Regions from separate parts of the Homo sapiens genome. Here regions 2 and 3 are each linked to region 1. A link is a loop called in an ENCODE intact Hi-C map of the cell type or tissue named here. Cell type or tissue: heart right ventricle. All regions are shown on one strand.

Evidence for each region. A loop is a pair of places that touch in the nucleus more often than their neighbours do. Peaks named below come from ENCODE experiments on the same cell type or tissue, not always from the same donor. Only the 100,000 strongest peaks of a DNase experiment are listed, where the experiment ranks them.
Region 2: it touches region 1 in a loop (6-fold over the local background); 35 of 110 quality-filtered maps call a loop at or near these places.
Region 3: it touches region 1 in a loop (5-fold over the local background); 100 of 110 quality-filtered maps call a loop at or near these places.

What each region holds. Positions count from the first base shown.
Region 1 is chr6:41,365,096-41,373,095 of GRCh38, forward strand. No RefSeq gene overlaps it. Among named protein-coding and RNA genes, the nearest start is that of NCR2, 33 kb to the left of the region's middle. RefSeq lists enhancers at 4,364-4,864, 6,144-7,097 and a silencer at 5,502-5,702. In heart right ventricle, CTCF peaks have their summits at 2,762 (motif pointing right), 3,954 (motif pointing right), 4,161 and 6,517 (motif pointing right); DNase peaks (open chromatin) are centred at 2,759, 3,986 and 6,524; H3K4me3 peaks cover 1,613 bases; H3K27ac peaks cover 1,072 bases; H3K27me3 peaks cover 5,805 bases.
Region 2 is chr6:41,447,459-41,455,458 of GRCh38, forward strand. LOC112267957 (a long non-coding RNA gene) reads right to left here. Exons shown (of 3, transcript XR_002956346.2): 3 at 5,431-5,862. Among named protein-coding and RNA genes, the nearest start is that of LINC01276, 51 kb to the right of the region's middle. RefSeq lists an enhancer at 2,557-5,435. In heart right ventricle, no CTCF peak of the experiment used is centred here; a DNase peak (open chromatin) is centred at 4,323; H3K27ac peaks cover 3,288 bases.
Region 3 is chr6:41,580,561-41,588,560 of GRCh38, forward strand. FOXP4 (forkhead box P4) reads left to right here. Exons shown (of 17, transcript NM_001012426.2): 4 at 4,209-4,331; 5 at 4,871-4,957; 6 at 6,449-6,596; 7 at 6,739-6,952; 8 at 7,233-7,337. Among named protein-coding and RNA genes, the nearest start is that of MIR4641, 14 kb to the right of the region's middle. RefSeq lists enhancers at 977-1,478, 3,125-3,704, 3,705-4,284, 4,285-4,864. In heart right ventricle, no CTCF peak of the experiment used is centred here; DNase peaks (open chromatin) are centred at 3,794, 4,367 and 4,591; H3K27ac peaks cover 2,515 bases.

The DNA.
Region 1 (8,000 bases):
ATCTCACAAAGGACTCAAATTCCCAATATAAAAATGACTCTCAAAACCCAACAGTAAAAAAAAACAAATAATCCAATTAGAAAATAGGCAAATGACATGAAAAGACTTTTCACCAATGGCAAATAAGTACATGGAAAGATATCCATACTACTAGCCATTAGGGAAATGCAAAGTAGGACCATGATGAGATATTAGCACATATCTGTCAGAATGGCTAAAATAAAAAATAGTGATGAGACTAAATGCTGGTGACAATGAAGAGCAACTGGATCACTCACACACTACTGGTGGGAGTGTACATGGTAAGCCACTCTGGAAAATAGTTTAAGAATTTATTTTTTAATAAAAATTGTGTATATTTAAGGTGTATAACATGATGGCTTGATATACATAGTAAAACTGATTACTACAATCAAGCTAATGAATATTTTCATTACCTTACATAGTTATCGTTTTCACATGTGTGTGATGAGAATGCTTAAAAGCTACTCTCTTGGCAAATTTCAGATATAAAATACAGTATTTTTAAATATAGTTCCCCTTCTGTACATTAGATTTCTGGAATTTATTCATCCTACCTAACAAACTTTGTACCCTTTGACCAACATCTTCCCATTTCTCCCCACTCCCCATGCCTGATAACCACCATTCTCCTCTTGCTTCTATGAATTTGGCTTTTTCACATTCGACATATAAGTGAGATCATGCAGTAGTGGTCTTTCTGTGCCTGGCTTATTTCATTTGGCATAATGTCCTCCAAGTTTATTCATGTTTTTGCAAATAACAGGATTTCCTTCTTTTTAAAGGGTAACTATGATTCCATTGTGTATATGTACATTTTCTTTATCCATTCATCTGTTGGTGGATATTTAGGTTGATTCCATATCTTGGCTATGATAAATAGTGTTGTAATAAACATGGAGACGTACATATCTCTTCAACATACTGATTTCATTTCCTGTGGGTATATAGCATGAAGAGATATTGCTGGATCACATGGTAATTCTATCTTTAACTTTTTGAGGCACCTCCATACTGTTTTCCATAACGGCTATACCAATTTACATTACTACCAACAGTGTATAAGAGTTTCGTATTTTTTACATCCGTAAGTTTGGCAGTTACTTTAAAAAAACAAACTAAACTTACGCTTACCATAAGAAACACCAATTGCTCTCCTGGGCATTTATCCCAGAGAAATAAAAACTTATGTACACGTAAAAACCTGTAAATGAACGTTCATAGCAGCTTTATTTATAACAGCCAAAATCTGGAAACAACCCAGATGTCTCTCAACAGATAAACAGTTAAACTGCAGTACATCCATAGACTACATGGCAATAAAAGAGAATGAACAATTGATACATGCAATAACCTGAATGGATCTTAAGGAATTTGTGCTGCATGAAAAAGTCTTAAAAGATGACATACAAGGCCGGGTGCGGCAGCTTACACCTGTAATCCCAGCACTTTGGGAGACCAAGGGGGGCGGATCACGAGGTCAAGAGATTGAGACCAGCCTGGCCAACATGGTGAACCCCATCTCTACTAAAAATACAAAAATTAGCCAGGTGTGGTGGCGTGTGCCTGTAACCCCAGCTACTTGGGGGGCTGAGACAGGAGAATCGCTTGAACCCGGGAGATGGAGGTTGCACTGAGCCAAGATCACACCATTGCACCCCAGCCTGGGTGACAAGAGCAAAACTCCATCTCAAAAAAAAAAAAAAACAAAAACAAAAAAAGCCATACTCTGTGATTTCTTCTATATCACATTCTCAAAATGACAAAATCACAGAAATGGGAAACACATTAACGGTGGCCTGGGGCTAAGAATGTTGAGAGAGGGAGGACTGGGCATGACCACCAAGGGATGGCAGGGAAGAGGTCTTTGGGGTGATGAAATGGTTCTGTGTCTTGATTACTGCGGGGGCTACAAGAGTCCACACGTGGGTGAAAGTTACCTGGGACCTCTCTGTACTACCCTTGAACTTCCTATATGCTATAGTTTCAATGTTTGTTTCCTCCTAATCTCATGTTGAAATTTAATCCCCAGTGTGATGGTGTTGGGAGTTGGAACCTATTGGGGGGTGTTTGGGTCATGGGGGTCCTTTGATTCATGGATTCTTCATTAATACATGCATGCCCTTGGAGGAGTGAGTACTTAACTCTATTAGTCCCCGAAAGCGCCGATTGTTAAAAGAGTCCAGCACCTCCCTCCTTGTCTTGCTTCCCCTCTCACCATGTGATCTCTGGAAACACTGGCTCCCCTTTGCCTTCTGCCATGAATGGAAGCAGCCTAAGGCTTTCACCAGATGCCCAATCTTCCAGCCAGCAGAATTGTGAGCCAAATAAATCTTTTTTCTTTATAAAGTACCCAGTCCCACGTATTCCTTTACAGCAACACCAAATGGATTGGGACACTATGAATCTATAATTATTTAAAAGTTAACAGCTTTAAAAATTGATTGTCAAAGTCATTTTGTGTCTGTCTTTTTTACTTTTAAAATATGAATCCATCACGCTAAATGGGGGCTCCTCTGGCTCCTCACAGGGCATTCAGCGTTTGGTGGGGGCAATGACCCTGGGTTTATGCGGACACAATTCCAGGATGTTCTGCAGCCAGATCTTTCCCGAAGTTTCACATCTCTCTTCCAGGACACCTGCTGTCTCTAGAAGGAGCATCCCTCTGGAGAAGGAAGGAGAGAAGGCAGAAAGTGGCCGCAGCCTAGTGGGAAGGAGACCAGTGACAGCTGCATCCCAGCCCACTAGGGAGCAGCAGAGGATGGAGAATGGTTCTCAGCTCTGCACTGGAGTGGGTGGAATCTCAGGCAGGAGAAGGGGAGGGGCTCTGCCCAGAGACCTTTCCCCAGCCTGACCACTGCAGGTGCAAAAGCAGCTTGAGCATTTCCAATGCCTGATAAAGAGGGAGCCCAGCTGGGCTCAGTGGCTCAAGCCACTAATCCTGGCACTTTGGGAGGCTGAGACTGGAGAATTGCTTAAGGCCAGGAATTAGGATTCAAGACCAGCCCAAGCAACATAGCGAGATTCCATCTCTACAGAGATTTTGAAAATTAGCTGGGTATGGTGGTGCACACCTGTAGTCCTACTTAGAAGGATGAGGTGGGACCATCACTTGAACCCAGGAGTTTGAGGCTTCAATGAGCCATGATTGTGTCACTGCACTCCTCTAAATTAATTAATGAAAATGAAACACGAAGGAAAGAGCCCTATGCCAAGCAGAGGTCTCCTGACCTTGGGATTAAAGATGGAGAAGAACTGAGGTCGACTCAGTGTGGTCACCCATTCCATGCTCTTCGTTTGTTCTGTCTGAGTATCTGAGGTCGCAGGAGTGCCCCACTCAGAACAAAGCACCTTGTTCTTCACCTTCAGGGATAAGATTGCTCAAGGAGCCTGAATCCCAGAGAAAGGACAGAGACCTCTAACTCCCCATCCATGCAACATGCATGATAGAGTTTCCCAGCTGTCCCTGAACCGGTCTCAACCTGCAGGCCCATGAACCCATCTGAAATGGGCTCAAATGGAGAATGAGAAAGGACCTTGGAACATTCCCAGAGACTAATTTGGGAGCTCAGTACATCAGCTAAAGGTATTTTCTAGATGATTCTTCAGAGCCAAGGAGAGGGAGAGCTCCTGGCCTAGGATGGAAGCCAATATTTTACTCTTCTCACACTCTGTGCACCAAGAGATGGTGTGAATGTGAGAGAATCACTCTGCAATTTTACTAGCTCTATGTTCTTAATCGAAGTGCATTGCCTCTCTTAGCCCCAATTTCCTTATCTGGATAGTATGGGAAATGACAGTTCTCTCTTCTGGAGTTACTCTATTGATTAAATAAAGTAAGTGAGACGCCGTGCAAAACACCTGGCACCTGCCAGGCAATCCGTAAGCCTTTTCCTGCGCCCCCTGTCGGCGCTGGAAAAGTTCTGTATCTTGTATCAACCCCGGCTGCAGTATCCTTCATAACCACCAGGAGGCGGTGTGGGACCACGGAGCCTGCTTTGCCCACAACTAGACTCACTGGGGGAAAGGAGAGAATTCCTCCGCCTAAGGAGCAGCGGAATTGGAGCGCCAGAATTGGAGCGCCAGAGAGACACCGGATCTTACCTTCTTGCGCTGGAGTTGCCCACGCTGTCTCCATAGCACGAAAAAGAACCAGGGTAGGCATAGCAAAGGCAACAGGTGGGACGGGGAGCCAGGGAGTGGAAACGCCGGAGGTCCTCAGGCTGGGGATCCCGGAGTCCTCGCTCAGATTCCGATTCCGGAGAAGGCCAATTCCGGGACCCTATCCATGTCCCATTCCGGGCACCTTCCTCAAAAGTAGGGGTGGGAGGGGCATAAGCCGGTCAAGTATTTCCCGGGCCTTCCGGAGCAATCTTGCCTAAGCGTTCATATTTAACGCATTGGACTGGGAAACATTTGGAGATCATTGATTAAGAAATACTCAAACCTGGGCCGGGCGCGGTGGCTCACGCCTGTAAATCCCAGCACTTTGGGAGGCCCAGGCGGGCGGATCACCTGAGGTCAGGAGTACAAGACCAGCTTGGACAACATGGTGAAACCCTGTCTCTACTAAAAATACAAAAATCAGCCCACCGTGGTGGTGGGTGCCTGTAGTCCCAGCTACTCGGGAGGCTGAGGCAGGAGAATCGCTTGAACCCGGAAGGCGGAGGTTGCAGGGAGCCGAGATTGTGCCACTGCACTCCAGCCTGGGCGACAGAGCAAGACTCCGTCTCAAAAATAAAAAAATATATATACTCAAACCTGAAACCCATGGATAAATTAAATTCTCTAGTCTTTGTTTATCGTTTTTGAAAACAAAAATTGCATTTTTTGACAGGGTTTTACCATTGCCCAGGCTGAATGCAGTGGCACAATCACAGGTCACTGCAGCCTTGACCTCCTGGGCTCAAGCGATCCTCCCACCTGAGCCTCCTCAGTATAGCTAGGACTACAGATGCGCACCACCATGACTGCTAACCTTTTAGTTTTTGTAAAGATGGGATTTCCTTAGATTGCCCAGGCTGGTGATCCTCCCACCTCGGCCACCCAAAGTGCTGGGTTTACAGGCATGAACCACCACACTTGACCCACATCGTTCTCTTTTTAAAAAAATATTCCAGCCCGGCACGGTGGCTCATGCCTCTAATCCCAGCACTTTGGTAGGCTGAGATGGGAGGATCCCTTGAGGTCAGCAGTTTGAGACCAGCTTGGCCAAGATGGTGAAATCCGTCTCTACTGAAAAAAATTTTTGTTAAAAAAATGCCGGGCCTGGTGGCGGGTGCCTGTAATCCCAACTACTTGGGAAGGCTGAGGCAGGATAATCACTTGAACCCAGGAGGTGGAGGCTGCAGCAAGCCGAGACTGCCCCACTGCACTCCAGCCTGGGAGACAGTGAGACTCCATCTAAAAAAAAAAAAAAAAATCCACTGGCTTCCCATCACACCTAGTATATAATTCAAGACACTCTCTCCCTCATCATGGCCTACAAAACGCTACAGAATCTGACCCTCCTGACTTTCCATTGACCCTCCCTTTCACCTCCACCCTCTCTCCTCCTTTTTGAGCTCCATTCCAGGCACTTTCCACATCTTAGGCCACTGCATTTGCAGTTCCCTCCGCGGGGACCCTGCCCTTTCAGAAGTCTGCATGGCTCATTCTCTTCTGGGTCTCTGTCTCCTCCCCAAGTTCCTCTCTGGCCCACTTCATCTTTCCTTCACAGCACAAAGGGCTGTCCTGCCTGATACCATGTTGTGTGACTGTGTTTATCTGTTTCCTGTCTTTCTGACCCAGGAATGTATAAGCGCCCTGAGGGATGGGATCTTGTCTTCCTGTTGCTCAGTCATTTAATAGGTACTTGCTAAGTATTTGTGGAATGAGTGAATGACTTAATTAATCTACAAGCTGTGGAGACTCAGGAAGGATCGTGATAGTGACAGCTGTTGGTAAATTTAATTCAATATGTATTGTGCGCTTATTTTGTGCCTACTGTGTGGCATTCAGCATCATCTTGTTGCTGCTATTCATTGTGGTGAAGAGAATACGGCAGCAGGTAAGTCTGATCTGGGCCCAGAGCACAGACCGTAGGCGCAGCTCATCTCTTCATTGCTTTCTCCCCATTCTTGGAGTGGCAGTAGGAACCCCCACCCCCCCCCCACACACACACACATACACACACAGAGAGAGAGAGAGAGAGAGAGAGAAAGAGAGAGAGAGACGGGACAGCCTCCTCTATGCACTGCTTCCTCTTCCCCAGCCCTGCTCCCTGCATCCTTCCCTCTGGTCCTAGTGTCCTGGTGTCTTGAAGATGCTGGGTAGTTAGACCGACATCCCTCTCCCTCTCTCACCCTGGGCTCTGGGACGCTGGCCCTGCTTCCCCAGAGAGCGATCGCCCCGGACTTGTGCCTGTGTTCCGGCCTAGGGCAGCCGGAACCTCCCGATATCCCCAGAGGAGTCTCAGGACAGCGCACAGGGAAGTACTGGCTTGGAGCTGCGTGTTCCTTGGGCGGCCGGCGGAGGGCGAAGAGCAGGAAGAGCCCGGGGGACGACGGTAGCAGAGTGTTGGGGAGGCCACAGACGCGGACTGCGTGGAGAAAGCACGCACCCGGGCCGCAGTAGCCGGGCAGGGGGACGGCGGAAAGCAGCCCTCTCTGGAACATTTTATTCTGATCCCCGCAGGACTCCCCCGCGAGCCCCGGCTTGAGCAGTCGTGTAACAAGTGTGCGATTGCGCGTGCGACTGGTGTGTGCGCGTGGGCACTTACACGTTCCCGGGGAGGCTGGGGGCAGGAGCTTCACTGTTCACACAAAGAGCGCTTAGAGGAGGAACATTTAAGTTTGGGGGCAAAGAAAGAAAAAAGAGTTAAAGGTTTAGGAGATGGGGGAGGAGGATGGGGCTTAAGGACGCGGTGTTGCCGCGGCTCAGCCATCGGGGCGGGAAGCTCGGGGAGGGAGAGCGCCTGGGCCCGCTTCTCGCCTATTCTACGCAGAACTTTTCTCTCCTCCTTCTTCCCTCGCTCTGCCTCTCTCGGGGCGGTCTCCGGGGACTGTCTCTCACATCCATTCTCCTCTCCTCCTTGATTTATGCTGCAGAGTGGAACGACCTTCCCTGACCTCATTTTCATGTCGGCGCGAGCACACCCGGAGCCGGCTACGCACATTCCGGAGGAGGCGCGCGCTGACACGCACACACACACACACACACACTCGAGACACTGCAGGGCCCTGCCCATCCTCGAGTTCACACCAGCCCCGCCACTATTATGGGCACTGCCGGGGCTGTGGACGCTCAAAGAATAGATCCTCATTAGCATCTTGCTTTGAATATCATTTGCATTTTATTCATTTCATGTCAAAACGCTCAGAACTCTCCCCAGCCCGCACCTTCCCCAGAGCTTGGGAGTCATGGGTTTCCAGCTCAAGCCCCTTCTCTGTGGGCCCCACGCTTGCTGGCTACCCCCACCCCACCTACCCTGCGCCACAGCCCCCACAAAATGAATTGACGTCTCCTAAGCACTTGGCAAGTTCCATCTCCTGCGCTAGGGTGCATTGTCTCATCTAATCCTGACAGCAACTCAAGGAGCAAAGCACTATACTATACCCATTTGAGAGTCGAGGAAACTGAGTCACAAAGGTGACTTGACCAAGGTCGTGGAGCTAAAAACCGAGGAGGAGAAACTGAAACCCAAGGCGACCAAACACCAAACCCAAAGAGCTTAACCGCTTCGCTGCCCCGGCTCAGGCAAGGTCAAAGCTAAGGTATGATAACTCTGGCAGGAGAAAGTCTGTTTTCCTACGTGGTAGAAAGTCCTTGGGCCCGCCACGACCCTTCCCCCATCCCGGCCGCTGGGGCACCGGGGCACATTCCCAGTGCGGGCGCTCGCAGCACCACCTCGCCTGGCCGCCCCCAGTCCTGACCCCTTTCTAGCGCTGGATCGGCCGGGTCCGGCCTCCGTGCTCGCGGGGTCGTCCGTCGGCGCTGGC
Region 2 (8,000 bases), 82 kb after region 1:
TTTTGAGACGGAATCTCACTCTGTCGCCCAAGCTGGAGTGCAGTGGCGCAATCTCAGCTCAGTGCAACCTCCGCCTCCCAGGTTCAAGCGATTCTCTTGCCTCAGCCTCCCGAATAGCTGGGACTACAGACGCATGCCACCACACCCAGCTAATGTTTTGTATTTTTAGTAGAGACGGGGTTTCACCCCATTAGCCAGGATGGTCTCGATCTCCTGACCTCGTGATCTGCCCGCCTTGGTCTCCCAAAGTGCTGGGATTACAGGCATGAGCCATCGTGCCCGGCCAGACACTGTGTGACTTCTAATGCTAGACCTTGCAGCTTCTGCCTGGGTCTCTTGATAGGGTCCCTGTCACACACCATATAGGAAGTCCAACTCGCCATAGCCCAGCATGCCGTGAGGAAGCTCAAGCTAGCCATGTGGAGGGGCCAGGAAGAAAGAGAAAGTGATGCTTGGCCAAGCACCCAGCTGTTCCATCTACCCCAGCTAAAATGCTAGGTATGTTAGTGAAGAAGAGCCTGGACATCCCACCCAATCCAGCCTTCAAGCAACTCCATTCCAGCTACTACCTGGGAACCAGGTGAGATACCCCAAGCAAGAACTGCCTAGCTGGAACAAGTCAACCCACAGAACTGTGAGAGTTAATAATAAATTTTTTGTTTTAAGCAACTAAGTTTTGAGGTGGTTTGTTCCTCAGCAATGGGCATTAGAGTCAGGGCAAGTCAGAGTTGGGAGGGGCTTTAGTGATCCTACTTTGAATCTAATCCTAATCAGATCATGATGTCACTCTCCTTCTCTTAACCTCACAGTGGCCTTCTATCACATTTTGAATAAAATCTAAAGTCCTCTCTAAGGCCTGCCAGGTCTTACATGCTCTGTGCTCCACTCCCCCCTCAGACCTCATCTTCTACCACTTTTTTCTTCCCTTCTCCTACTGCAAGCACTCTGGCCTCCTTGCCCTTTCTTGAACATGCTGAATGGGTTCTTGCCTCAGGGCCTTTGCACAGGCTCCTCCCTCTGCCTGGAGTGTTTTTCCTCCTTATTTTACCACAGCTAACTCCTTCACTTTCTTCAGATCCCTGCTTCATGTCACCTTTCATGTTCCTTTCCTGAAATAGTGCTCCTCACCCTTCCATTATCCCTTTCTCTCGCCTTACCCTGATTTATTTTTCCTCAGGTTACTCATTGCTACCTGACATTATATTACACATTTATTTATGCATGAATTGGTTGCCTTTAAGCTTCCATGAGATCAGGACTTTTTTTTTTTTTTTTTTTTTTTCCTTGAGACAGAGTCTGGCTCTGTTGGCCAGGCTGAAGTGCAATGATGCGATCTCGGCTTACTGCAACCTCTGCCTTCTGGGTTCAAGCAATTCTGTCTCAGCCTCCCCAGTAGCTGGGATTACAGGCATGCACCACCATGCCCAGCTAATGTTTTGTATTTTTAGTAGAGATGGGGTTTCACTATGTTGGCCAGGCTGGTCTCGAACTCCTGACCTCAGGTGATCCATCCGCCTCAGCCTCCCAAAGTGCTGGGATTACAGGCTTGAGCCACTGAGCCCAGCTGAAGTCAGGACTTTTATCTGCTTGGTTGGCCACCGAGCTCCAGGGCCTACAACAGTGCCTGACACATAGTAGCTCTCAGTCAATATCTGCAAGAGAAATGAAACCTCTCTACCCCAGGGAAGGGAACTGAGCCCTAGAGATGGGGCAGGGACTTGTCCAGTATCACATGGCAACCTAGTCTGACCTGGATCCAGGGTGCTGTCTTCCCAAATGCCCCATGCACACCTGTATCCCTCAGAGGGCTCCTTCTTTCCATTCCCACTGAGCAGCAGTGGCTCCACCTCTCTGTCACTCAGGCAGGCCAATAGCCCTCAGCTCTTCCAGTTGTTTCTGTCAAATAGAATTTACAATAAACTTTGTTTGAACTTTTGTCTAAGTGATAATTATACAGAGTATAACATACAGCCAGCTGTATTTAATTAAAGCTGTAATTTCACTAAGGGTTTCTGGAAACAGAGTAAACCGCAAGAGTTGTACCACCCATAACCCTGTGTGGGGGCTGCACCCACACGGGAGCAGGGTGGCTGAAACAGAGGCCCCAGAAGCCAGAGGTCGCCAACAGGGTCTTGCTGCTAGAATCTGGGGCACTCCTATCTTGGGGCCATGCAGAGAGGGCGGGGCTGGGTTGGCCTCAGGCCAAAGACTCAGTCTGGAACCTCTCAGAACACGTGCATGGGTTTCTTCTGAACTTTGTTGGCTCACAAGAAAGCAGATTCTTTCAAGACACTGGAATATAGGGCTAAGGAGCTGAGAAGATGCCAAACAGGAGCAAAGAAGATGGCTGAGAAGGGGCCCTCTAGATGACAGGCCCAGGGTATGGGACAAGGGAAAGGAATGAGTGCCAGCCGAGTGGAGGGCAGGCCAGGCATGGACCCAGTCAACAAAATTATGCTTAGTGCTTATCACACACCTGGCACTGTGCCAGGCACAGAGGTTAAGGACACATGGGACTTTGCCCTGCTGAGTTTGGTTGAGCAAGGAGACAGCCTTATGTACTAACCGCAACAGGCATTCTCTAAGAGAGGATCGGATAGCCTAGTGGCTAAGAGTGCTTCTCCTGGGACCCAAGCACTCAGGTTTAAATCCTGCCTCTCCCCTTCTCAGCTAGGTGTGCTGTCTTACTTCTTTCTATCTATCTCCCTTTTATCATCTGTAAAATGGGTCAACAGTGTCCACCTCAAAGTGTTATTGAGATAATTAAATGAATGAATCTGTGTTAAGGGCTTAGAACAGCAGTGCTTAACATGTAGAGAGGGTCAGCAAATGTTAGGCATTATCATTGAATATTTCTGGGAGCCCATGAAGAGGAGTCATCCTTTTGACCTGGAAATCGGGCGGTCAACCATCCTAGCTTCCGGTGCTGAGCTTCAGACTTGCAATACTGAAACCAGGGCAGTCACAGGAAAACCAGGACAGTTGTTCACCCTGCCTGGAAGTTAGAACTGGGTCTCAAAGAGAAGGGATGTCCAAGCTAGGCACACACTAAGGAGGATGGGGACTTAGCTCTGCAGAAGGGGAATAACACACGGGAAAGTACGGAAAAAGGGATTCAGGCCCAGATCAGCCGTGAACTCCCTGAGTGATCCTGGGCTAGTCACGCTCCTTCTCTGAGACTCAGTTGTCCCATCTGTCATTTTATCGGAGACTGATTGCTCTCTGAGGATCCTTGCAGGTCCGCAACCAAAGGGGAATAGAGCCGCAGGAAGGGCCTGGTGGGAGGGCCCAGGGATCGCCCCACCTGTCCGCAGCATGCGCACATGCACACGGCAGCGCGCGCACACACACACACACACACACACATGCACTCACACAAAATGGTAGGCAAGGGAGAGGGGTCAGCCACACAGGATAAAGGAGACACTTGCCCACGTATAAAATCCCCTCTTTGGGGCCTACACAGGGCTAGATCATTAGGATTAACCAGAGAGAGCTGGGTTTAATTGTCAAAAGAGGCTTGCTGCTGGGGTGGGGGCCGAGCAAGATCTCTGAAGAGATGCAGAAATATTCCTGGGTAATAAAACATCCCCTTTTCAGTGTCGAAGTTAATGTTCCAAGCCTCGGGTAAAATGTGGCTTCTTATCAGCCAGTGCTTTCCCTAGAGAGGGCCGGGCAGCAGGCAGGGAAGCAGGGGAGCAGCTTGGGCTCCCCTCGCCCTTAGAGAGTGTGAGTGTGGGTGGCTTGGTGGTCAGAAGGCTAAGGCTCTTTCGAGAGGCTGAGCTCCCCTTGAGACCCCACCCCCACGCCATCTCCTGGACAGCCCAAGTGTGGGGCATACCACCTGCGTGTCAAGCTGTCTTTGAATCTGTTTCCCTCCCTCCTGCCTTTTCCACAGATGCTTATTCGTTCTGCCCTCTCCCCTCTCTCCATCGCTGTCTTCTTTCTCCTCCCTTTTCTCCCAGAGTGTTCTTTACACCTGTCTGCCCTGTCCCTTCTGCATGTGGCTGTATCGGTACCTGTGTTTGTGTCCGTCTGTCCTGCTGGGGCTCTGCCCCTGGAGCGGGGACAAGAGGCAGGAGGCCTCACATACTGTCTGGGAGCAACACTTACGCCCGCCCACTCATGCACCCCCGGGTGACTCTCCACAAGCAGGCGTGGGTAGGCAGAGGGCGGCTCGCTCAGGCCCTGGGATGCTGCCTGCACCCCTGCTTCGGCACCGGGCCCCAAACCCGCAGGCGTGTGCTGGCGGCACAACACAGTGACTCTGACAGGCCGCTGGTTTAAATATAGAGTTGCGTATGCAAGCTGGGGCTAATTTTAGCAGGAATGTGCTGGAAACTTTCTGAGGGCTCTGTTCTCTAGCTGTCTCCCTTGTGCTCATCGCTTGCGGCGGGAAGTAAACCTGCTGGTCCCCGCCGTTCCTCACCTTCCCACTTCTCCCTGCCAGTCACCCAGATGCTGGCCCTAGCCTTGTCTTCACAGGAGCCAAGCCCATGACTGAGGTTTTAAGTCCCCCCGCTCTCCTCTCTCCTGCCTTCCAGACCCACCCCTACCTACCCCAGTCTCTTCCACAAAGCCAAGGCCAGCCAGCCCTGGGGAAAAGGATCAGTCAAGCAGATTCTTCCTTCATCCGGTATCACCTCAGTGACACGTCCTGTCAGAGGACACACTTGCCTGCCTCACATATTGACATGATCCACCATTCACTGAGCAGCCCCTAGGATGGGGACTTAGCTCCGCAGAGGGAGGTAATACATGGAAAAGTATGGAACCAGGGCAGCAACCCTGGGGTAGGTCTGAGTCATGTCCCCACTAGACAGACCAGGCCACTGAGGCCCAGGAGAGTTCAAGGACTTGCCTCAGGTCATTTCACACCACACCACAGATCACCAAATACATTATGGAGTACATTTGTCTTTTAAATGAGAGCCCTGGGAGGAAGAGGTCATCATTAGCACAAAGGAAAGATTCTATAATGGTGGAACTCCAAGGACTATGATTCCAGATGAGCTCAGCTGCTTGAGGGAGGGATGGGGAAGCTCCTGTCTCTCTCTCACCCTTCCTGGGTCCCACTGCACCACCTGTGGGCCTCAGGCAATAGGCCACACTTCTGCACTATCAAACTCTTTTTTCTTTTCTTTTTTTTTTTGAGACAGAGTTTTACTCTTGTTGCCCAGGCTGGAGTGCAATGGTGCAGTCTGGCTCACTGAAACCTCCGTCTCCCGGGTTCAAGCGATTCTCCTGCCTCAGCCTCCTAAATAGCTGGGATTACAGGTGCCCACCACACCCGCTAACTTTTGCATTTTTAGTAGAGTGGGGGGTTCACCATGTTGGCCAGGCTGGTCTCAAACTCCTGACCTCAGGCGATCTGCCTGCCTTGGCCTCCCAAAGTGCTGAGATTACAGGCGTGAGCCACTGCGCCCAACCTTGAACTACCAAACTCTGCATTTATTTATCCTACTTATCCATTTGAGTAGCATTTATGGAGCACCTACTGTGTGCCCAGCACTCTTGCAGGTGTCCAGTTACAAAGAATGAGGCAAAGGGCAGGGCTTGGCTCTGAGGGCCTCCTGGGTTAGTTGGTGACAGGCACAAGCCTGGAGTAAACAATTAGCTGAATTCTCATTGGTAAGGATGAAAACAGGAGCTGGGGGAAGAGAGGAAAGAAAAAGTTGACACCCGGAAAGGGCTCCCCCCACCACCCACCACCCGCCACAAGAAACTCCAGAAGGCATCAACTCTTCCTCCCCAGGCTTCTCTGACTGTTCTCTCCAGCAGCTCCAGAAAAATGTCCTGTCTCTCCGCGGGGCTATGGAACTGCGCTGCGTGGTGGTTGTGTTTGAGTGCGAGGACATTTCCCTGTAATGAGGATGAGAATAGTTAACGAGGAGGGTGACACACTGTAGTTAGAGAGCAACAGATCTCTGGGGGGTGCCTGCCCGCCCCGCTGCAGGGACGCCAGCTCCTGGGGACCCTGACAGAAGCTGCAGGAGCCAGTCCAGCAGGCACCAGGCAAATGTCCAACTCTGGCTGCTGTCCCCAGCCCATCCCACTCAGAGGAGAGTGGCTTAGACTGGGGCCTGCGGGCCTTCAGCTCACATCTTGGCCTTGGGTTGTCGGAAAAGGGGACCCTAGGAAGGCGTGAAGGATGCATTTTAAATTACAGCCTCCCGACAATCCCTTTTCCTCCTTCACTTTTCTCCATAGCACTAAATTCCCTGTAATGTACAATATAATTTGCTTATTCATTTTTCTTACATCTGTCCCCCTGACGAAAATGAAATCTTCATGTTTCGTCTCCGGCCATTCCTCCAACAGCGCCTAGCCCAGAGTAGGTGTTCAAGAAAGATTGGCGCATGAACAAATACGTTTGAGCTTTGCTGTGCTGTGTGGACTCTTGGGACCCATCGGGCTAGAGATGGGTTCTTACGTGGCTGAAGTCTGCATCTGTGCGTATGTGTGGTGGGCGGGGAATGTCTGTGAGGTGTGTGTGTGTGTCTGTGTGTGAAATGTGTGTGTGTGAGGTGCGTGTGTATGTGAAGGGTATGTGTGAGTTGTACGACATGTCTGTGAGGTCTGTGTGTGAGGTGTGTGTGTGTGAAGTGTGTGAGGTGTGTACATGTCTGTGATGGGTATGTGCATAAGATGTGTGTGTCTGTGATGTGTGTCTGTGAGACGTGTGTGTGAGGTGTGTGTGTGAAATGTATATGTGTGAGGTATGTGTGTATCCATGAGGTGTGTGTCTGTGAGCCGTGTGTGTGAGGTATGTGTGAGGTGTGTGTCTATAAAGTATGTGTGTCTGTGAGGTATGCGTGTCTGTGAACTGTGTGTGCATCTGTGAGCTGTGTGTCCATGAGGTACGTGTATCCATGAGGTGTGTGTCTATGAGCTGTGTGCGTGAGGTGTGTGTCTATAAAGTGTGTGTGTGTGTATTCATGAGGTGTATGTCTGTGAGCTGTGTGTGAGAGTTGTGCGTCTATAAAGTCTGTGTGTGTGTATCCATGAGGTGTGTGTCTGTGAGCTGTGTGTGTGAGGTGTGTGTCTATAAAGTATGTGTGTGTGTGAGATATGCCTGTGTGTGCATCTGTGAGCTGTGTGTCTATGAGGTACGTGTACCCATGAGGTGTGTGTCTGTGAGCCGTGTGTGTGTCTGTGAGCTGTGTGTATAAGGTGTGTGTCTATAAGGTATGTGTGTCTGTGAGGTGTGTGTATTTCTGTGAAGTGTGCAAGCATCTATATCTGTGAGTTGTATGTATGCAAGTGTGTACGTGTGTGTGTGCTTTCAATCTGGTCGCTGACTCCCTTCACACACTCAGCTGCTGAGTCTCGGGGTTGAGCACACTGGGTGAGTTGGAGTGGGGTGCCGGTGTGCATCTGCCTGCTTGGGCAGGAGTGCCCTGCTTCCAGCTTGAAGATCTCCCACTGATGTCCTCACCCACACCAGGTCTCTGGGACAGACTCCTCCGCCAGGGCCATGCCCACATCAAATCATGCCCATCTTGGTGCCTGGGTCACTGCTTTCCGCAGGAATGGGCAGCACCCTGGTGTGGCATTCCTAACTGGGTTTCCATGCACTCCCAGTGGAAAAACCAAGGCTTGTGGAAAATACTGAGAATGGCCATACTTCGGGTGGTGCCTGCTATGTATCAGAATCGTTCCAAGGGCTTCACAATTCTGACAACTCTGTGGGGCGGGTATCATTGGTACAGATGAGGACACAGCGGCACTGAGGGAAGGAGTAACTTGTCCAAAGTCACACAACTAGTTAGTAAGACATGGACACGGGCACCAGGTTCCCGAAGTCACCTGCAACTCACTCCTTATGCCTCAAGTCCTCCTTTCCCCGCTGCCTGAGGACTTCACCTAGATGAGACAGTGGGGTGGGGCCCCCTTCTTCACCCCAGAACCACCGCCTTCTTTTGCAAGAGAAGGAATGGCAAGAGCATGAAGAAGCTGTCTGCTGAGAGGCTTGCAAGCAGGTTCATTATCCCAGCCTT
Region 3 (8,000 bases), 220 kb after region 1:
ATTGATCCCTCTATTTCTTCTCCAACCCTGAATACCTTCCTTGCCTTCTGCCCCTATTCCTAAGTTTATTATCTCCAAGGAGGTCAGATCCTTGTCCTGAAGTAGGGCCCAGGGCCTTGAAATGTTCTTCTATGAGCTCAAGATTGGTGAGGGGATAGGGGAGAGCAAGGACTGGGCTCCCCACCCGAGCAGAAGAGTGCATCTTGAGCCTGAGTGCAGTGGATAATGAAGGGAGATCAAGCGCAGCTCCTTTCCCAGGGCTCCCCACAGAACGCTGCTCTGCTCCCCAGCAGGATTTTCTGCCCACGCACCTCCCAGCCACGTTCACCATCCCTCTCCTCCAGAGCCAGCTTCAGAAGAGTTTCCAAAACTATTGTCAGGTCTCCAGCTCCAGCCTAGTGAGGGGCCCTCCTTCCAGGCCTGGACCCCACCAGGGAGAGACCTATCATAGAAGGCAGCACAGGTGGCCGAGAGTTGAGGACATGATGGGGGCAAAGGTGGCTGGGGCCTTGGCTTCGTCCATCCCCATCTGGCATTTTCAGAAGTTCTTCTTTATATCTCACTGCTATCTTTCCTTGCTGCAGCTGCAGCCCAGGATTAGTTTGAGGACTTCTGGTCATTTGCAGGAGAGTTTAAGCCAAACCAAACTCTGGCCTGATCTCCCCACATTGCCCCCCACTCACAGGGACCCCATACTCAAGAGACAATTTGGGTTCTTGACCCTGGCACCAAATTGCATTCGTTCCCACTCTCAGCCCTCAAATAAGCTTCCTGTGTGTCAGGCACTGTCCCTGTTCCTTCCAGTCAGACCGTCCAGCCGAGCACGCTGTATTCATGGGTGGGTGCAGGGTCCCTGAGGGAGGGGCTGGAGGCAGCTGCCGGCGTTTGGCCCAGGGCTCACACTGCCAGGGCTTAAGTTAGCACTTAGCTGCCCAGCTACTCTCCAGATGGTGACTCATGGGCCCTGCTGAGCCTGCTAGCTGCAGAGCGCCCATCCTGAGGCATCTGAGCCTGGCAAGGGGCCAGCGGGACACCAGAGGAGCTCCAGCTCAGTTCTCAGACCCCCAAGGGGCACAAGGAGAGGTGGATGAGGTCAACCAACTCAGGAGATCAGCATGCGGCAGCCACTTCCCAGACCCTTTGTGACCCCAGTGGGCCACCTCGAGACGAGTGCACACCATGTAATCCATCCAGATCTCTGTAGCAGCCTCCATAGGCAGCTGCTCAGCCAAGTGGCAGGAAAAGCAAGTGCCAAGGAGGCCTTCCAAGGTCATCTCTTCCATTCCCCTGCTTCCAAGGAAGAAAGGCCCGAGGAAGGAAAGGCCACATCCTTTTTTCACATGCTCCTGTCAGTGACTCACAGTCCTGGTGCCTGGAAAGATCTTCTGAGTGTCTGGTCTCAGTCTTTCCTGTTGCGGGCCACGTTCGTCTCTAGTTCAGCTCTCACAGCAGTGAGAATGAGTGGCCTAGTGCCTTGGTCCTCAGTGACCTTTGTCAGGCAGCACCCTAAGGCACACCAGGGGAGGAGACAGAGAAGGAGGGGAAAGGGAAAATCCAGAATGTTTTAAAAAGTGATTTTCTTCACGTTTACATAGAATTTAATGGCGTACAAGTCACTTTCACCCCTGCTCCCACTGTCCCTTCCGGGTCAGGGTCAGGGCAGGTTATTTAACCTCTCTGGGCCTCAGTTTTCCCATCTCATCTGTGAGATGTTAATGATGATGGCACCATCCTCACAGGGTTGCCGTGAAGATTCCATGAGATACACGTGTAAAGGGCTTAGCCAAGTGCCGTGCTGGGCACATAATAAGCAGTCAGCAACGTCTGCTAATGATGCAGGGAGGGCAGGTGCCCCAAATCCCAGTTAGCCGACCGGGAAAGTGAGGCTTGGTGATTTCAAGGCTAGTAAATATCAGGGACAAAAACCAAGGTCACCTGACCCAGAAATCTAGGGCTCTGAGCTCACCTGCACCAAGATGCCTCTCTTTGTTGGGCACCCCCTTGGGAGGAGGAAAGAAAGGACAGTGGTACTTGTTCCATGTCTTTGGATGGCAAAACCCACCTTCTTTGAGCAGCCTCCCCAGCTGCCTCTGGAACACCCAACAACAGACTTAGGGGCTGGCTCTGGAGTTGGGTCTATGCCGTTGTCTGCCTCCAACCCCAGGCCCACCACATCCACCCCTGCAGCCTGGCTTTCAGAGAGTCCTTCTAGGATACAACCGTAGAGTAGGAAGTTAGCCTTTGGGATCTCAGCCTCATCAGCCCCCTCAGCCTCCGGACGTCCCACCTCCACATTCTCTCCCTAACCCTTCCCAAGACCTGCCCTGCGGTGGGGCAGGCAGCATAGGATGTGAAAACCCTGGGAGCTATGGAGTATGCAGACCTCAGCTTACATCCCAACCCTGCCACTTAAGGCCACCAGACTTTCCTGGTCTCCTCATTGGTAAAAATGAGGTTAAAAAACAACAACAACAACAAAGAACAAAAAACACTCCTAAGGGCATATCCCCCACTGGCTTAGAGGTCTCTTGGAGCCTTCATTCACATGGTATGCCCATGACTAAAGAGCTAGGTGTTACCCCTCCCAGGCCCATGTGGATAGAGATGGGCTGGGATAGGGGAGTAAAGCCCAGGGGCAGGGACAGCCGCCAGTGATGGGGTGAGCGAGAGGTGTTGGGAGCCATGGGATTCCCCAATGTCCTTGGATTCACTGTACCTCCCTGGTTGCTTCTCTGCCTGGGGATTTCCTAATCCATGGCTTAAGGGGTGGTTCAAGGCTGAGTCCTGCCTCTGCCAGGCATTGAAAAGAGATCCAACTCCTCCTCCCCTACCCCACAGGTGAGGCTGAGGCTTGGGAGAGGGTCCCCTGAGGACCTAGCCTGTCACAGCCTAGGACAAGTCCCTACACAGCACTCCTCTCTGACTGGGCTAGCCCTGTAACCTTCCCTTCCTGCTTCCGGGCTGGCAGAGGGGCCTCTGAGGTGCCAGGGAAGGCATTTCAGCTCAGGGGGGCTAACACTTAGTGTACCTACCATGTGCCAGGCACTCTGCCACAACTTGGGAGTGAGAGAGGAAATTAGAGAAGAGTCCTGTATGCATGGGGTCACAGAGTGGAGGGGGCGGCAGACAGCCCCATCAGAGCACCTGTCCTGCTAATACAGGAACAAGACAAAATAGCAGCTGAGACCTGCCTGTCCATGACTGCACAAGCCTGGGGGGTTCAGGGGAGGTGGGGCTGGGAAGAGAATGATGTCATTGCTTTTCTCTGAATCTTTTCCCTGTAGCTGGATTCTTTGGGCCTTCTATAGAGGCCTGACCCAGGGCAGGGGGTAGAAAGCTGTTCTACTTTGAGAATCCTGAATGTTCCAGCCTAGAAGGAATCATCTCTTACAGCATAGTCTCTTATGTTTTATGTTTGAGGAAACCGAAACATAAGAGAGGGCAAGTGACTTGCTAGAGTCACACAGCCAGCTCAGTGCAGAGTTAGGAGCGGAAGCCTGCCCTGCTAACTCCCTGCCTGCCATTCTTCCCACCCCACCCTAGACATAGCTACACACATGCACACACATTAGGACCAGGATGGCACCAAGAGCGCTCTGTGGGCTTCACCTCTGGCCACTGTGTGTGCCGTCCAGGCAGGTGTGCCGGGGTGTGTGAGAGGAGACAAAGTGCAGGTCCTCGTGCAAGGTGGGCCACGTTTTGAATCCTTCCCATGCTGTAGACTGCCCTCCCAGCCAGGCCTACCTTGCAGGAAGTGGTCTCAAAATAGACTGCGTGAGACTATGGGTGGCCTGGTATGCTGTCCCTCCCCATTACTGGGGGGAACCAGCCAAAGCATGGGTTCTACTGACCAGTGTCACTACAGCCTAATCTTCCTGCTCTAAGGACAGCCCGTCCTATGATAATAGCCAACCCTTATGTGCACTTGCTGTGTGCCAGGCCTTGTTTTAAGTATTCACTGATTAGTCCTTATGGTGACCTTAATAGGTAGGTACTATCACTGTTTTCGTTTTAGAGATAAAGAAAACAGACAACAGGAAGGTAAGTCACTGTCCAAAGAGAGAGACAGCCAGCAGGCAGCAGAGCCAGAATTGGAACCCAGGCAGCCTCCCTGGGAGCCACTCTGCCACGCTGAGAGTGGGGCCCTGGGTGGTGCCTCCTCCTGGGTTGGGGTCCAGGGGACAGGGCTAACGGGCCGAATCCTGCAGGTGCCTGTGTCGGTGGCCATGATGTCGCCGCAGATGCTTACCCCGCAACAGATGCAGCAGATCCTGTCGCCCCCGCAGCTGCAGGCCTTGCTCCAGCAGCAGCAAGCCCTCATGCTCCAGCAGGTGAGTCTGGCCCCAGGGCAGCTGGTCCCTCCTCCTCTGCCTGGCCTGGCTCCTCCCACCCTGTTTACACCTCACCAAGGGCCCAAGCTGTCCCAGAAACCAGAGAGACTGCTCAGGCCAGACTGATCTGCATTCCTCTAGGGTAGTGGGGAGAGGTCAAAGGTCAGGCATCTCTTATGGTGGCCCTGCCCCCACAATACTCCCCGGTCCTCCCTCCCTGCATGCTGGCCCCACTTCTATCTCCTGAACAGGGAAGGGCAAAGTACTGGAACATTCTGGCACGTTGTCCCCTGTGACCTGCTCAGGAGATCCACCAAAAGCAGGGAGGGTTCAGAGCTGTGGGAATGAAACTCCTCCATCCCTTGCTCCCTCCCTCCGCACCCAGACCCTGCTCAGGGCCCCTCCAGGCTGACTGGGGAAAGCCAGACCATGTTTTAGGGAAACTCCCTTCTCCTGCCCCCAGGAGCCCAGATGGGACAGGGCTGGGGTTGTGGGGATAGCAGTACCCTGCCAGTGGTAACCCTCCTCCACCCCCCCAGCTACAGGAGTACTACAAGAAGCAGCAGGAGCAGCTCCACCTGCAGCTCCTCACCCAGCAGCAGGCTGGGAAACCGCAGCCCAAAGAGGTAAGGGGCTGTACCAGGGCCCACCACCGCCCTCACCCCCTGCCCAGAGCTGGGTGTCCAGAGCTGGTCAGGAGGGAATTGCCTTGCAGGAATAGTAGAAAAATCTAGAAAAGGCTGAGGAAGGGGACCAAGGATCAGTGTGGGGGAAATGGGGATGGTGGTTCTTACGTGTCTCCATCTCCCCTCATCCCCATTCATTCTTTCTCTCCTTGCCTCGTGTTGTTGTCTCTGTGCACATGGGTGTAGACAGGTGTGTACGTGTCACCCCCGTGTGTGGTGTCTGCCGGGCCACGCTCATGTGCCTTGTGGTCGCACCATCTTCCTGCCCCCTTGTCTCTTTGTGACCCAGCACCTCAGCCCTCCCCTCCTTGTCCTGCGAATCTCTGAGTCCCTCAGCAAACCACCTCCCCTTACCTCAGCCTGCCCCCAGCTTCTTCCCCTTCTTCTTATGACTTGCCCAGCCACCCCTCGGTCTCCTCTCAGAGCTCCCCAGCCTACATCCCCTACCCCATCGGAGCTTCTATACCAGGCCCTGGAGGCCCTTCTCCCCTGGGTCCCAGACCTGTGCATCTCTCCTGCTGCCCAACCGCAGCCCCAAGCTCTAAGTTTCCTCTTCCCAGAAGGCTGCCCTGACACCCAGGAATTCTCCAGCACCCCCAGTCTCCCCCTCAGCAGTCTTGTAATTGCTGTGTTATCAGCAGGTAAATCTCTAGGCTAAGTTTATCCTGTGTCTCTCTATTGAATAGCCAGCCCCCACCCTACCCCATGCTTCCCACCCCCAGCAGGCAGGCAGAGACATCTCTGCCTCTCAACCCACCCAGGACATGCTTGGCTCATGGGGCTCAAGAGAGACTTGCTGACAGCCTGACTTGTCAGTGCCTGTGTGAAGAACTGAATGGGTGGGGGTAGGTAGAGTGGGTGAGCCAACGAGTACAGGGCGCCTGGGCAGTGGTGATGTGACTGTTCTCCGAGCCTGGGTCCCAGTGAGTCCCGTCAGACTCCTTGATTCTCTGTATCTAAAAAGCAAGAGAGGAAAAGAGCTGGGGGAGAGAAAACTCCCTCCCCAGAGCAGAAGGGGGCACCCCGGGCATGTGGGAAGGGTGCCCTCCAGGCAGGAGTGGCCCCCAGAATCTGACAGGCTCATCGATCATTGTGATGAGGCACCCCCAGGCGTGCACAGCTGCGGTGCAGGGAGCTGAAGCAGCGGAAGGAGGGAGGCGGGAGGAGGGAGGGCGTCGTGCTGCGTGTCTGGGTCTGGCTGTGTGTGTTTGCGCGCGTGCGTGCGTGCGTGCATGCGTGTGTTTACTGCGAGGAGGCATGCAGCCTTATGGAAGCTGGGCCGGGAGCAGAGACACTGCAGCTGCAGACGCCACAACGACAGCTCCAGGGGCTGACAGGCCCTGGGAGGGGGTGGCCGCGGGGTGGGGGCCAGATGGCATGCCTGAAGCTGATGGCACCCCTCTCTGCCCGCCCCCTCGGGCCCCTCACCAGGCACTGGGGAACAAGCAGCTGGCCTTCCAGCAGCAGCTCCTGCAAATGCAACAGTTGCAGCAGCAGCACCTGCTCAACCTGCAGAGGCAGGGGCTGGTCAGCCTGCAGCCCAACCAAGCCTCGGGGCCCCTCCAGACCCTTCCGCAAGGTGAGCACCCGCCACTCCTCCCCTCCCAGCCCCAACCCCACAGCCCTGCCTGTACGCAACAGCTGGCAGCCCCTGTTCTTGGGGCCAGGTAGAAAGCCGAGTGTTCGTGGGGCCCTGCCAGCCTCCCCTGTCTCTCCCACAGCAGCTGTTTGCCCAACAGACCTGCCCCAGCTGTGGAAGGGCGAGGGTGCCCCCGGGCAGCCTGCCGAGGACAGCGTCAAGCAGGAGGGGCTGGACCTCACTGGCACGGCCGCCACCGCTACCTCGTTTGCCGCTCCCCCCAAGGTCTCACCCCCCCTCTCCCACCATACCCTGCCCAACGGACAGCCTACTGTGCTCACATCTCGGAGAGACAGGTACAGGGGTCCAGGCTGGGAGGGGCATCAAAGGCCTGCCTGGGGGTAGACCTGGCCCCCCACCCATGAGGGCTGACTGTGAGGGAGGGGGTGGAGCCCACGGACCGGAGGTTCACTCCCTCTCCACTCCCTCTCCCGGGGTGTACAGATGGTGCTTGGCCGCTGGGAAACCTGTATTGGGGCAGAAATGTCACCAGCAGGGGAGCTGGTGCTCAGCTGACTACAGGGCCGCTGGGGTCTTCAGGGTCCCTGATCGGCCACCTCCCTGCTGTCCTCCCAGCTCTTCCCACGAGGAGACCCCCGGCTCCCACCCCCTGTACGGACACGGAGAGTGCAAGTGGCCAGGCTGTGAGACCCTGTGTGAAGACCTGGGCCAGTTTATCAAGTAGGTGTCACCCCCAGCCCCTCCCCCAGCAGCCTTTCCCCACAGGGCCTCTCCCCCAACCCTGCCCACTAGCTTGCCCCTTCTGGGAGCCCTCCTCACTAGCTGTACTACTGTCCTCACTCCAGAGGGTTCTAGTTCTTTCTCTGCCCCCCACGGACTCCCTGATCACCCACTCCCTACCCTGTCTATATTTCTGGGCCTGCATTCCCCTGACTCCATCCCCAGCGCAGGGTGCGGGTAGGAGAAGGAGAGGACAAACATAAGCATTACTCCTCCCCCCACCCTCCCCTGCTCCCCTCCAGCCTCAGCCCCGGGGAGTGATGGCGAGTGACAGGCTGAGGGCCGCAGACAGGCAGGGCGGGAGGTGGACGGGCGGCTGGCAGCAGGCGGCCAGCTGCCACAGCCGTGCCAGGCTCTGTCACTGACTGATTAACTCCGCTGTCTCCCAGACCCTTGCAGCATCAGGGTCAAACAAATTGTTTTCACGCTTCGTCAGAGGTTTACTTAATTAGTTCATTTGCAATTAGATCTCTCTGTAGCTGGGATTTTAGCAAAGACATCAAAGGAGGCTGACGAGAAGGGAGAAGCCTTCCTCCATTGCCCCGTTTTTCCACCTCTTTCTCTTCTTTGTATCTCTTGGTCTGTCTGCTTTTCAGGCCATGG